Linked DNA regions of Homo sapiens: region 1 is linked to region 2. The links are chromatin contacts, found by POLR2A ChIA-PET in ENCODE. All regions are on one chromosome and are shown on one strand. The core of a region is the stretch at or near the end of the contact, and the rest is flanking DNA. Distances in the headings are between cores, read along the strand shown. Region 1 overlaps BICRA (BRD4 interacting chromatin remodeling complex associated protein). Region 2 holds the start of ZNF541 (zinc finger protein 541).

Region 1 (7,194 bases), core at 3,073-5,572, 65 kb before region 2:
GCTAATTTTTTTGTATTTTTGGTAGAGACTGGGTTTTGCCATGTTCCCAGGCTGATCTCAAACTCCTGGGCACAAGCAGTCCTCTCGCCTCAGTCTCCCAAAGTGCTGGGACTACAGGTGTGAGCCACTGCGCCCAGGTGGGCAGTTTCTAACAAAATTAAACATACCCTTATCATCTGACCCTACTAATCCACTTCTAGGTATTTGCCCAAGAGAAATGATAGCATAGGTCCACACAAAGACTCGTACAGGCATGTTCAAGCAGCATCATCTATGGCAGCCAAACACTGGAAATAACCCAAAGGTCCATCAGCAGGTGAATGGATGAAAAAATTATATCTGCATAATGGCATATTGCCAGCAAAAGAAGGAATGAACTACTGGTACACATAACATAGATGAATTTCAAAATCACTATGCTGAGCAACAGAAGCCTGATACAAAAGAGTACATGCTGTGTGATTCTATTTATGTCAAACTCTAGAACAGACAAATTGAAATTGCAGAAAGTTGCAAAATCAACATGGAAAAATCAGTGGTGTTTCTACACACTAACAACGAACCTAACCAAAAAAGGACTTAAGAAACAATCGCATTTACAATACCATCAAAAAGATTAAATTAAATTTAACCAAGGAAGTGAAAGATCTGAACACTGACAACTATGATACATGGATGCAAGAAATTACAGAAGACACAAATAAATGGAAAGATATCCCATGTTCATGGATTGGAATACTTAATATTGCAAGGAAAAAATATATATATATTACTCAAATTGGTCTATAGATTCAATGTAATCACTATCAAAATTCCAATGGCATTGTTCACAGGAATAGAAAAAAATCCTAAAATTCCTATGAAACCACAAAAGACCCTGCCCTGAATAGCTGAATTTTTATTTTATTTTATATTTTTTGAAATGGGGTGTCGGTCTGTCACCCAGGCTGGAGTGCAGTGGCATGATCATAGCTCCAACTGCTGGGCTCAAGCGACTGTCCCGTCTCAGCCTCCCAAGTAGCTAGGACCACAGGTGAGATTCTAAGAAAAAAGCTGGAGGCATCACACACTCCCTGAATGTGCTGATTAGAAAACACAAGTTGAATCTATAGTTACAGAAAGCAGAGATTTTTGCATTGCCTGAGCCAGGGGGTAGGGAGGATTGATTACAAAAGGGCATTATTGATCCTTTTGGGGTAACAGAAACATTCTGTATCCTGATCGTGATGATGGTTAATAATGGTACACATTTATCAAATTGCATCCAATGATACTTTTTAAATGGGTGTGTCACACTGTACATAAATTATACCTAAGTAAAGTTTACTAAAAAAAACTGGCCAGGTGCGGTGGCTGATGTCTGTAATCCCAGAACTTTGGGAGGCCGAGGCAGGCAGATCACAAGGTCAGGAGACCGAGACCATCCTGGCTAACACAGTGAAACCCGGTCTGTACTAAAAATACAAAAAAAAAAAAAAAAAAAAAAATTAGCCAGGCATGGTGGTGGTGGGTGCCTGTAGTCCCAGCTTACTCAGGAGGCTGAGGTAGGAGAATCGCTTGAACCCGGGAGGCGGATGTTGCAGTGAGCCAAGATCATGTCACTGCACTCCAGCCTGGGTGACAGAGTGAGACTCTGTCTCAAAAAAAAAAAAAAAAAAAAAATCTGACTCTGACTCCAGACTACCCAGTTCAAACCCCAGCTCCACCACTTACTGGCTGTGCCACTGGGTAAGTGTTTTCAAATCCCTGCCTCAGGACCTTTGCACCTGCTGTTCTTGCAGCTAGGAACCCTGACAGGGCTTCACACTGATGGGGCTTGCTCCCTCGCCTCCTTCAGGTCTTTGTTCAAATGTCACCTTTTCAGCAAGGGCCGGTTACAATGACCACCCACACCGCCAGCCCTCTCTGCCCCCATTCCCTCTGTTTTCTTCCACAGCACTCAGTACAGTCTGATGAGCCCAACTTTGAGTATCCTCCACTGGCAGGTCAGCTCCCCAGAGGCAGGGATTTTTTTTTTTTTTTTTTCTTTTGAGACAGTCTCACTCTGTCTCCCAGACTGGAGTGCAGTGGCATGATCTCGGCTCACTGCAACCTCCGCCTCCCAGGTTCAAGTGATTCTCCTGCCTCAGCCTCCCGAGTAGCTGGGATTACAGGCACACACCATCATGCCTGGCTGATTTTTCTATTTTTAGTAGAGAGATTTTTGCCACATTGGCCAGGCCGGTCTCGAACTCCTGTCCTCAAGTGATCTGCCTGCCTCAGCCTCCCAATGTGCTGGGATGACAGGCGTGAGCCATTGTGCCCAGCCAGGGATCTTTGACTTGTTCATGTCACATCCCCACTCCCAAAACTGCCAGGTATACAATACAATAGGAGCTCAGTAAATTACTGTCAAATAAGTTAACAAAGGGATAAATGTTACTCTCATTTTTGGATGTGAATCACAGAGATGCTCAATAATGTAGCCTTATGACAGAGTGAAGCTAACCTAGGTGTCCGGCAAAGCAGGACTGGCCCAAGAGGTTAGGGCCTTCCAGTGGAATACCATGCCACTGTGAAAGAGGCTGAGCCTGGTAAATAAGAGCCTCTTGATATGTTGTTAGAAAGAACAGCAGGCTGGGCATGGTGGCTCACGCCTGTAATCTCAACACTTTGGGAGGCCCAGGTGGGAGGGTTGCCTGAGACCAGGAATTTGAGACCAGCCTGGGCATCATAGCTAGACCCCATCTCTACAAAAAAAATTTTAAATTAGGTGGGCGTGGTGGTGCACACCTGTAGTCCCAGTGACTTAGGAGACTGAAGGCAGGAGGATTCCTTGAGCCCAGGAGGTCAAGGTTGCAATGAGTCATGATGGTGCCACACTGTACTCCAACCAGGGCGACACAGAGAAACCCTGTCTCTTAAAAAAAAAAAAAAAAAAAAAAAAAATTGGCTGGCCGCGGTGGCTCACGCCTGTAATCCCAGCACTTTGGGAGGCCAAGACGGGCGATCACGAGGTCAGGAGATCGAGACCATCCTAGCTAACACGGTGAAACCCCGTCTCTACTAAAAATACTAAAAAATTAGCCTGGTGTGTAGTAGCGGGCGCCTGTAGTCCCAGCTACTCGGGAGGCTGAGGCAGAAGAATGGTGTCAACCCGGGAGGTGGAGCTTGCAGTAAGCCAAGATCGCACCACTGGACTCCAGCCTGGGAGACAGAGCGAGACTCTGTCTCAAAAAAAAAAAAAAAAAAAAAAAAATGCAGGGTGGGGTGCAAGGCATCATGGCTCACACTTATAATCGCAGCACTTTGGGAGGCAGAGAGGGGTGGACTGCTTGAGGTCAGGAGTTCAAGGCCAGCCTGGGCAACATGATGAAACCTCATCTCTACAAAAAATATGAAAAAAAATTAGTCAGGTATGGTGCTGCACACCTGTAGTCCCAGCTACTCAGGAGGCTGAGATGGGAGGATCACTTGAGCCCAGGAGGTGGAGGTTGTAGTGAGCTGTGATCACACCACTGCACTCCAGTCTGGGAAACAGAGCGAGACCCTGTCTCAAAAACATTAAAACATTTTTGAAAAGGAAAAACAAAGGCCAGAATGGTATTAATGTAACCTGCTGTTGGCAGGGCATGGTGGCTCCAGCCTATAATACCAGAACTTTGGGAGGCCAGGGCAAGCAAGTCACTTGAGATCAGGAGTTCGAGACCAGCCTGGCCAACATGGTGAAACCCCGTTTCTACTGAAAATACAAATACTAGCCGGGCATGGTGGCGGCCACCTGTAATCCCAGCTACTTGGGAGGCTGAGGCAGGAGAATCACTTGAACCAGGGAGTGGGGGTTGCAGTGAGCCGAGATTGCACCACTGCACTCCAGCCTGGGCAACAGAGCGAGACTCCGTCTCAAAAACAAAACAAAACAAAACAAACCTGCCTTAAAAAGTGTGTGTGTGTGTGTGTGTGTGACAGAGAGAGAGAGAGAAACAGAGAGAGCGAGTGACAGAGATGCTTACACATGCACAGAACATCTCTTTGAAAGGAGGCCCAAAAATCCTAACCATGTTGCCTCTGGGAAGAGGACGTGGGTATAGGTGGCTGGGAGTTGGGGGAGGGAGGAGACTTGTCACTAGAAATCCTTGGTACCATCTGAGTTTTATACTTGAGCATGTGTTCCCTATTCCAAAAAAATCAAATAAATGCACACAATTTTTAAAGCCCAGAGAAAAGCTGTTTCCCAGGCTTGGCCCTCTCCCTATGCCTTCCCGGGAGCTGAAGAAGCAGCAGGCTGTCCCTTCTGTCCCTCCCCTGGGGCCAGTGTTCAGGGCAGGCTGAGGCCTCCCTGAGGGGGGAGCAGAGCTGCCTCAGGGCCTACCCCGGGCTCCCTGGAAATTACTTCCAGACTCACTCTCTCTTGGCTGAGGCTGGGGGAGGGGGAGATACACAAAGAAAGAGCAGGAGGAGGAGGGAAGAGAGGAATAGAGGGAGGAGGGAGGCAGAGACCCGTGGGTGCCGAGAGAGCACAGTGGAAGAGCAGCCCCGGGCAGAGAGGGGCTGGAAATGCCACCTTCCACCTGGCTAAAGAAACAGCCACCAAGCAGCTTCTGTAATAGCCAAAGGGGAATGGACCCAATGTCCATCCACGGATGAATGGATCAACAAAATCCGGTCCATCCATCCAGTGGAATATTATTCAGCCATAAAAAGGAATGAGGCATCGCCGCAGCAGCGGTGGACCTGGAAAACATGACGCAGAGAGAAAGACACCAGACACAAAAAGATCGGCTAGTGTACGATCATGTTTATGTGAATTACCCACAACAGGCAAATCCATGGAGACAGGAAGCGAAATAAAGGCTGCTGGGGCTGGGAGGAGCAGGGGATGGGGAGTGGCTTCGTAGTGGGTATGAGGTTTCCTTTTAGGGTGAGAAAAAATGTTCTCAAACTAGACAGAGATGACCGTTGCACAACTCTGTGGAGATACTAAAAACCACTGCATTGTACCCTTTACATGGCTGGATTTTATGATATGTGAATTATGTGTCTCAACAAGGCAGGAGAATCACTTGAACCCAGCAGGCAGAGGTTGTAGTGAGCTGAGATTGCACCAATGCACTCCAGCCTGAGCAACAGAGCAAGACTCTGTCTCAAAAAATAAAAACAGGCTGGGCGCAGTGGCTCACGCCTGTATTCCCAGCACTTTGGGAGGCTGAGGTGGGTGGATCACAAGGTCAAGAGACTGAGACCATCCTGGCTAACATGGTGAAACCCTGTCTCTACTAAAAATACAAAAAATTAGCCGGGTGTGGTGGCGGGCGCCTGTAGTCCCAGCTGCTTGGGAGGCTGAGGCAGGAGGATGGCGTGAACCCGGGAGGTGAAGCTTTCAGTGAGCCGAGATTGCACCACTGCACTCCAGCCTGGGTGACAGAGCGAGACTCCCTCCCAAAAATAAATAAATAAAATAAAATAAAATAAAATCAATGTAAAATAGATGGCATGTCAAAAATGAAGTGCTATGAAGAATAAGCAGTGAGAGAGACGCGCAAGGGAGTTGCAATTTTAAACAGGGTGATAAGAGCAGGCTTGACTAAGGAGGGGAAGGAGGGCCCCACAGCAGGAGAACAACAAGTTCAAAGGCCCTGGGGTAAGACTCATGCCTGCCTTGAAGGAAGAGGTTGGTGTGGCTGAAGTGAGTGAACGAAGAGGACTCAGTGGGAAGTGAGGTTACAGGGAGAAATTCAGAAGCCAGGTTGCATATTAAATACAGTAATACAGGCTGGGTGCAGTGGCTCATGCCTGTAATCCCAGCACTTTGGGAGGCCAAGATCGGAGGATCACCTGAGGTCAGGAATTCAAGTCCAGCCTGGCCAACATGGTGAAATACCATCTCTACTAAAAATAGAAAAATTAGCTGGGTGTGGTGGTGCACGCCTATAATCCTAGCCACTCAGGTGGTGGAGGCAGGAGAATCGCTGGAACCTGAGAGGCAGAGGTTGCACTGAGCTGAGATCACACCACTGAACTCCAGCCTGGGTGACAGAGACTCCATCTCAATAATATTAATAATACAGGCTGGGCGCAGTAGCTCACATCTGTAATCCCAGTACCACCTTGGGAGGCCCAGGCAGGAGGATCACTTGAGCTCAAGAGTTGGAGACCAACCTGGGCAACAAAGCAAGATCCCAAATCTACAGAAAAATTTTAAAGATTAGCTGGGCATGGTGGCACATGCCTGTAGTCCCAGATCCTCAGGAGGCTGAGGAGGAAGGATCACTTGAGCCCAGGAGGTCAAGGATGCAGTGAGCTATGATTATACCACTGCACTCCAGACTGGGCAACAGAGCAACGCTCTGTCTCAAAATAATAATACAGGTTGAGCATCCCTTAACCTGAAATAATTGGGACCAGAAGTGCTCCAGGTTTCAGATTTTGTAGGAGTTTTGAAATATTTGCATATACATAATGAGCTGTCTTGGGGATGGGAACTGAGTATAAACATAAAATTCATTTATGTTTCATATACACTTTATACACATAGTCTGAAGGTAATGTTATAAAATAATTTTAATAATTTTGCGCATGAAAAAGTTTGTGTACACTGAACCATCAGAAAGCAAAGGCTTCATGCTGGTGATCAAAAAGTTTCAGATTTTGGGGCATTTTGGATTTTTAGATTAGGGGATGCTCAACTTGTAGTTAAAAGGTGGAAACAATCCAAGTTTATCCATTTCAGCAGAAAAGTGGGTAAACAAACTGTGGTATATCTGCACAATGGAGTATTACCCAGCCTTAGAAAGGGATGAATTCTGATATGTGCTATAGCATGTATGAGCCTTTACTGTGTTAAATAAAATAAACCAGACACAAAGGGACAAATATCACATGATTCCACTTAGATGAGGTGCCTAGAGTAGGGAATTCAATGAGACAGAAAGCAGAAGAGTTTTGCAGGGGCTGGGGGCCAGGGAGAATGGAGAGTTATTGTTCAACAGGTATCGAGCTTCTGTTTGAAAAAAATCCTAGAAATAGAAACAGGTGCAGTGGCTCATGCCTGCAATCCCAGCACTTTGGGAGGCCAAGGCAGGTGGATAGCTTGAGCCCAGGAGTTCAAGACCAGCCTGGGCAACATAGTGAGACCCTGTCTCTACAAAAAGTAAAAAAAAAAAATTAGCCACATGTGGTGGCACGCTCCTGTAGTCCCGCCTACTTGATAGAGTG
Region 2 (7,555 bases), core at 4,808-7,307:
ACTCTGGAGGCTGAGGCAGAACCTGGGAGGCGGTGGTTGCAGTGAGTCAAGATCATGCTATTGCACTGCAGCCTGGGAGACAGAGCCAGACTCCATCTCAAAAAAAAAAAAGGCTGGGCGTGGTGGCTCACGCCTGTAATCCCAGCATTTGGGAGGCCGAGGCCGGCAGATCACGAGGTCAGGAGATCGAGACCATCTTGACTAACACGGTGAAACCCCATCTACTAAAAATACAAAAATTAGCTGGGCGTGGTGTCGGGCGCCTGTAGTCCCAGCTACTCGGGAGGCTGAGGCAGGAGAATGGCGTGAACCCGGGAGGCGGAGCTTACAGCAAGCTGAGATTGCGCCACTGCACTCCAGCCTGGGCGACAGAGCGAGACTCTGTCTCAAAAAAAAAAAAAAACCCCAAAAAGTGGATACATTACTATTAACTAAATTCCAATCTTTGTTGAGATTTTTTCTTTTTTTTTTTTGAGACAGTCTTGCTCTGTTAACCAGATAGGAATGCAGTCCTGAGCTAAAGCAATCCTCTCGCCTTAGCCTGTGGAGTAGCTGGGACCACAGGTGTGTGCTACTATGCTTGGGTAACTTTTAAAATTTTTTCGTAGAGACAGGATCTCACCAAGTTGCCCAGGGTGGTCTTGAACTCCTGAGCTCAAGTGATCCTCCTGCCTTGGGGTCCCAAAGTGCTGGAATTACAGATGCCTGGCCTTTGTTGGAGATTTCTCTAGTTTTTTAAGTAATGTCTTTTTTTTTTTTTTTAGATGAAGTCACTGTCACTCTGTTTCCCAGGCTGGAGTGCAGTGGCACCATCTCAGCTCACTGACAGCAACTTCCACCTCCCAAATTCAAGCGATTCTCCTGCCTCAGCCTCCTAAGCCTTAGCTGGATTACAGGTGCCTACCACCATGCCCAGCTAATTTTTATATTTTTAGTAGAGATGGGGTTTCACCATGTTGACCAGGATGGTCTCAAATTCTCGACCTCAAGTTATCCACCTGCCTCGGCCTCCCACAGGGCTGGGATTACAGGCGTGAGCCACCATGCCTGGCCTATTTATTTATTTATTTATTTATCTTGTTCCAGGATTATTCAATCCAGAATCCAGGATCCAATCTGTTTCTTTCCTTTCTTTTCTGTTCTTTTTTTTGCTATTACAAACATTGCTGCTTGTTCTTCTGTTGCATCTCTTGGCGCACATGATCAAGAAGTTTTCTAGAGTTAACCCCTGGGTTTGTCAGTGTGGTTCTACCAATTTTACCTGTCACTAGTCCTGTATACTCAGTTCGTCTTGCTTCAGCAAACAGAAAAAAAAAAATGTTTTTTGATTCACCGAAGTGGTAGGTGTGCTGCGGTATCTTTGGTTTTAATTTGCATTCTCTTGTTGTTGTGGTTAGTCCTCACTTCATGTTTCCTCTTGTATGAAGTGCCTCTTCAAATCTTATATTCTTTTTTTTTATTAGGTTGTCACCTTAATTTGTAGGCCTTTAAAATAAATGCTAAATGCTTTTTTTTATTTGAGACAGAGTCTCGCTCTGTTGCCCAGCCTGGAGTGCAATGGTGCGATCTCGGCTCACTGCAGACTCAACCTCCCAGGTTCAAGCAATTCTCCTGTCTCAACTTCCTGCGTAGCTGGGATTACAGGCACGCACCAGCACACCTGGCTAAGTTTTGTATTTTTAGTGGAGATGGACGTTTCACCATGTTGGCCAGGCTGGTCTCGAACTCCTGACCTCAGGTGATCCACCTGCCTTGGCCTCCCAAAGTGCTGGGATTACAAGCATGCTTGGCTAATGCTAATTTTTTGTTTATGTGTTGCATTTATCTTCTGTGTCCATGAAGTGTTCAATGTCTATCAATGACAGAAGATGCTAATTTATTTCAGGAGCTTAAGTCCTGTTTTTTAACTAGATTCTCATCTGTCCAGTGGCTAGGATCCTTATTTCCTCCATCAAGAAGAGAGATTACATGGCTGAAACAAAGCATTTTTAAAATGTGTGCTAAATAAGCGAAAAAAAAAAAGAAAACAAGAAAAAGAAAAGAAGGCCAGGCACAGTGGCTCTCACCTGTAATCCTAGCACTTTGGGAGCTGAGGCGGGTGGATCACGAGGTCAGGAGATGGAGACCATCCTGGCTAACATGGTGGAACCCCGTCTCTACTAAAAATACAAAAAATTAGCTGGGCGTGGTGGCACGAGCCTGTAATCCCAGGTACTTAGAAGGCTGAGGCAGGAGAATCACTTGAACCCAGGAGACAGAGGTTGCATTGAGCCGAGATGGTGCCACTGCACTCCAGCCTGGGTTACAGAGCGCGACTCTGTCTCAAAAGAAAAAAAAGAAGAAAAAGAAAAAAGAAAAAAAGAAAGAAAATAAAAGAAACAAACAAAAAACCCCACAAAACAAAAAGTGTGCTAAATAAAGGAAGAACCCTCTGAAATTGTTTCCAGGAGTTTAATTCCTGCCTTAGCATGACCTGTAAGTCCCTATGCCATCTGCCCCTAGTTTCTTCACTCACGTGGTTCTGGCCACACTGGTCTCTCTTCTTCTGATTTTTTTTTTTTTTTTGAGACAGAGTCTCACTCTGTTACCAAGGATGGAGCACAATGGCGTGATCTCGGCTCACTGCAACCGCTGCCTCCCAGGTTCAAGAGATTCTCATGCCTCAGCCTCCCGAGTAGCTGGGACTACAGGTGTGCACCACCATGCCCAGATAATTTTTTGTATTTTTAGTAGAGATGGGGTTTCAACATGTTGGCCAGGCTGGTCTCGAACTCCTGGGCTCAAGTGATCAGCCTACCTGGGCCCCCCAAATTGCTGGGATTACAAGCATAAGCCACCATGCCTGGCCTCTCTGCTGTCTTTCAAAAGGGTTCCACATCTTCCTGCCTCAGTGCCTGTGCACGTGCTGTTCCCTCTCTTCTTCCCCCAGATATTTTCATAGGACCCTTCCTTACTTCCTTCAGATCTCTGCTCAATGCAATCTCACCAGAGAAGCCTTTACTGACCTGTATAAAACAATACCCTCTGACCCCATCCTCTTTCCTTTGTTTTTCTTCAAGGTATAACATACTGCATTATAAATGTATTTGCAGCCAGGCACGGTGGCTCACTCCTGTAATCCCAGCATGTTGGGAGGCCAAGGCAGGAAGACTGCTTGAGCCTAGGAGTTCAAAACCAGCCTGGCCAACATGGCAAAACCCTGTCTCTACTAAAAATACAAAAAATTAGCTGGGTGTGGTGGTGCAGGCCTGTAGTACCAGCTACTCAGGAGGCTGAGGTGGTATAATAGCTTGGGCCCAGGAAGTCAAGGATGCAGCGAGGCATGATTACAACAATGCACTTCAGCCTAGGTGACATAGTGAGACCCTGTATCAAAAAAATACAACAAAAAAAGTAAATGCATTTGCTTGTCCCCCTGTAGAGGTATGCTGTCAGTACCAGAGCCACTCGCTACAAGGTTCCATGGAGCCCTGGAAATGTGGCTGGTCTGAATTGAGATGTCCCGTGAATGTAAAATACTGTATATGTGGGGTTTTAAAGACAGCCCCAAAAGTGTAAATTATCTCTTAGTTTTTATACTGATAATGTGTTGAAATATTTGGGATTAAATATTACCAAATTAATTTCACTTGTGTTTCTTTCTCTTTTATTTTATTATTTACTTTTATTTATTTGATTTTTAGGTTTGGGTGTGTTGCCCAGGCTGGTCTTGACCTCCTGAACTCAAGCAATCCTCCTGCCTCAGCCTCTCAAAGTGTTGAGATTACAGGTGTGAACCACCACACCCGTCCCAAGCCATTTTTTTTTTTTTTTAAGAGAATGGGTCCCACTATGTTGCCCAGGCTGGTGCAGTGGCTCTACACAGACAGGGCCATAGCTCACTGCAGTCTCCAACTCTTGGGTTCAAGTGATCCTCCTGTCTCAGCCTCACAAGTAGCTGGGCTACAAGTGCCAGCCGCCACACCTGCCTTCTTTACATTTTGTTCCTTTTAAACATGGCTACTAGAAAATGTAAAATTACATAAGTGGCTGGTGCTTGAAGTTTGCATTTTATTACTACTGAACAGCACTGCTCTAAAACATAAGTTCCAGGAGGAGAGGAATGTCTGTTTGACCCAGACACTATATCTGAGCACCTAGAACAGAGACCCAATAAAAACTTGCTAAATGAAGGGATCCTAAAGCAAGATGACAGGCCCTCTTCTTTCCTCTGTTTCCTCCCCCAATAATCAATTAAAAAAAAAAAAAACTTTGAGGTATAATTTACATAAAAGTCACTCACTTAAGTGTATACTTACTGATTTTTAGAAATTTACTGAGTTGTGCAACCATCACCATAACCCTTTTTTTCCCCCATCAGAGTCTCGCTCTATCCCCCAGTCTGGGGTGCAATGGCCTGATCATATAGCTCACTGCAGCCTTGGACTCCCAGGCTCAAGCGATCCTCCTGCCTCAGCCTCCCAAGTAGCTGGGACTACAGGCGCATGCCACCATCTCCAGTTAATTTTTTTTTTTTTTTTTTTTTAGAGACAGGGTTTCACTAGGTTGCCCAGGTTGGTCTCAAACTCCTAGGCTCAAGGGATCCTCCTACCTTGGCCTCCCAAAGAGCTGGGATTACAGGCGTGAGCCACCACGCCTGGCCCATAGCTCAGTTTTAGAATATTTCCATTACCCAGATAAGATCCGCGATGCCCCTTTCCACCCCGGGCAACCACTAATCTGCTCTCATTCTCCACAGATCTTCAGCACTCCGTTTCTAAGGAATGAATTATCTGCCTCAGTTGCAGGACAGTTCAAACCCCTTGGCCAGGTCGGGCACGGTGGCTCAGGTCTGTAATCCCAGCACTTTGGGAGGCAGAAGCAGGCGGATCACCTGATCACCCGAGGTCAGGAATTTAAGACCAGCCTGGCCAACATGGTGAAACCCCGTCTCTACTGAAAATACAACAAATTAGCCGGGCGTGGTGGCACGTGCCTGTAATCCCAGCTACTCGGGAGGCTGAGACAGGAGAATCGCTTTAACCCGGGAGGCGGAGATTGCAGTGAGCCGAGATCGCACCACTGAACTCCAGCCTGGGCGGCAGAACAAGACCCTGTCTCAAAAAAAAAAAAAAAGAAAAAAAAGATGGTCCTTGGCCAGTCGGCACCAGGGCCTACCGCCCTTCCCAACACAGCTCAGCACGGAGCAGGGGCCCCAGATGGCTCAGCCTTTCCCCAAAGAAGGGAGGAATAGGCTGGGCGCGGTGGCTCTCACCTATAATCCCAATGCTTTGGGAGACTGAGGCAGGAGGATCGCTTGAGCCCAGGGGAACCAGGCTAGCCTGGGCAACATGGCGAGACCTTATCTCTAAAAAAAATGTAAAAATTAGCAAGGTGTGGCGGCGCCCGCCTGTGGTCGCTGCTACTCAAGAGACTGAGGCAGGAGGATCGCCTGAGCCCAGGAAGGGGAGGGTGCGGCAGCCGTGATCGCAGCCTGGGGAACAGGGAGAGACCCTGTCTCTGAAAAAAATTTTAAAAAAAGGGAGGAGCAGCTCGCCCCACATCTCCCCCACCCAATGACGCAGAAGAGACCCTGAGAGACTCCCGCGCTCGCGACAGGGTCCTCGGAAACAGACGATACGGCCTCCCAGCACCAGGACGCTGCTCAGAGGCCCCTCCGGGGACTGGGGGCAGCCATCCAGCGGCCGCCACCGCGTTCTAACACCGCCCACCAGGAACAATGGCTGGAGTGGAGGCTCCCGGGACTCTCGGCCTCGGGATGCGGGTCTTGGGGGACTGGCCCCTCCCCCCGCCGCTCCTCCCCGGCTCACTCTTCTCACTCTCCGCCCTCAACCGCCCCCTCCCAAAATGGCGACCAACCGCCTCCTTTCCCGCCCGCGGCAAGCCCCGCCCCTCGGAGAAGCAGCCGAGAGCGCGCGGCCAGGAGGCACGCGCGAGGCCGCTCTGGGAGGCGTGAGGCGGCCCGCGGTCACGTACGCGCGCCTGCGCCGCGCGTGAGCGAGGAGATCCGGGGGTGGGCCGGGCTGCGCGTGCGCCCCGGGCGGCGCGGGGAAGGCGGGAGGCCGCTGGGAGCCCCGCGAGGCGCCAGGCGCGAGGCCCGGCGCGCGAGCCCCCGGGGGCGGGTAAAACCCGGTTGCTGCTGCCCCTGCCCCTCCCTTTCCTCCTTATCCCCCATTACTATTATTTCCTCTTTTTTCAACCCCTCCCCCTTTTTACAATCTCATTCGTTTCTTGATTTCTTTTTTTAGGGGGCCCCATCTGCCTTTCGAGGGGCGCAGCAGGCGCGGCGGGCGCCCCTCACCCTGCGTCACGCACGCATCTTCTGCAACCCAACAGCTCCGGGCCCCGCTGCACCCCACAGGCCCTTCCCCCTTGGAGAAGACCCTCCTCAGGATCCCCTGGCCCGCTGCACCCCCTTTTCTTTCCCACTCCGTCCCCCCGGGCCTCAACTGCCCCCTCGCAGCCCCCCAGCTCGCGCCGCGGGCCCTACCCGACCTCCCCACCTTCTGCATCTGGGCCTTGCATTCGCTAGCCTCTTCCAGGCCCCTTCTGCTCAGAATCCCCCTTCCTCCTCCATAGTCCCACTTTGGGGCACCCAGATTTATCCCTTTTTAGGATCTTCCAGCAAAACTCCAAATCTCTCCTCCTTTCCTTGACATGCCCCTCCCCCTCCTTTAAGTAACTTCCCTTAGCGCAAAAAAAGAAAAAAAATTAACCCAGTTTTTTTTCATCCGTTCAGGATCACTTTCCAGCAAAATTTTTTTCTTCACACCTAGAGTGCCCCTTTTTGGAATATCTTCGCTTAGAACAAACCAACTAATTCCTTCCAGTTTCTCTCTCGTCTAATATTTATGTTTCCAGTCCTCCTCACCTACCCCCAACTTTCCAGCAAATATCCTTATTTTATCACCAATTCTGCCCTAATTAAGTTTCTCCCGGTAAAATTCTCTAGGTCTCTTCCCACGGGGGAAAAATAAGGAAAGAAGGAACAATTATTTCTTCTTACCAAAAAAACCTTTCCTCCTCACTCAAATCTCCGCTGTTGATACTGCTTTCTGCCTTCTTCCAAAAATTGTTGCTCTTCTCCATTTTCACATCTCTGTTCTTGTTTCTTTGGGACCCAAGTCCTGACTGCTTCTTCCTTCCCACCACCTGCTTTCAGGGCAAAAGAAATTGGGAGTATCCTGCATTTACCACTCAGTGTTCCAGGAGGACATATCCAGTGGTCTGCTTGTCACCTGAACCCCCTCCCTGTGGGGCCTAAACTGGGTCCTCCTGTTCCCTGGAGATTCACTAACTTGCTCTTCTGGTGAGTTTCCTTCCTTTGCACTGAGCCAAAGACACCTGCTTTGTTGGATAGATCTCGTTCTTTCTCAAGAGGGTTTCTAAGCAATACCAAAGTCCGTACTAATGGTAATCATACAAGTTACTGCTTTGGAGAAGTCAAACAGGGAAAAGGGCTATTTATTGTGCATGTTGACCTGTTAGGAGGAGTGCAGACATAGATTGATGTGTGTTTCTTTATTGATGTTTATTGCAAAAAACGTTTTTCCTT

What was found. ChIA-PET counts read pairs that join two places held with the same protein, here RNA polymerase II (POLR2A).
Region 1: POLR2A ChIA-PET joins it to region 2 with 10 read pairs in BJ. The contact joins the enhancer-like site here to the promoter of ZNF541 in region 2. POLR2A ChIA-PET finds 5 or more read pairs at or near these places in 5 of 52 experiments (BJ, CD4-positive, alpha-beta T cell, RWPE1 and 2 more).

Annotation. Positions count from the first base shown.
Region 1 is chr19:47,635,364-47,642,557 of GRCh38, reverse strand. All of the region lies in intron 1 of BICRA (BRD4 interacting chromatin remodeling complex associated protein), which reads right to left. Among named protein-coding and RNA genes, the nearest start is that of BICRA, 30 kb to the right of the region's middle. Within about 2 kb of position 4,322, at least 3 of the 41 ENCODE cell types and tissues checked have a DNase peak (open chromatin) inside an H3K27ac peak, as active enhancers do.
Region 2 is chr19:47,571,650-47,579,204 of GRCh38, reverse strand. ZNF541 (zinc finger protein 541) reads left to right here and starts at 6,057. Exons shown (of 17, transcript NM_001277075.3): 1 at 6,057-6,122; 2 at 7,163-7,309. RefSeq lists an enhancer at 1,251-1,330.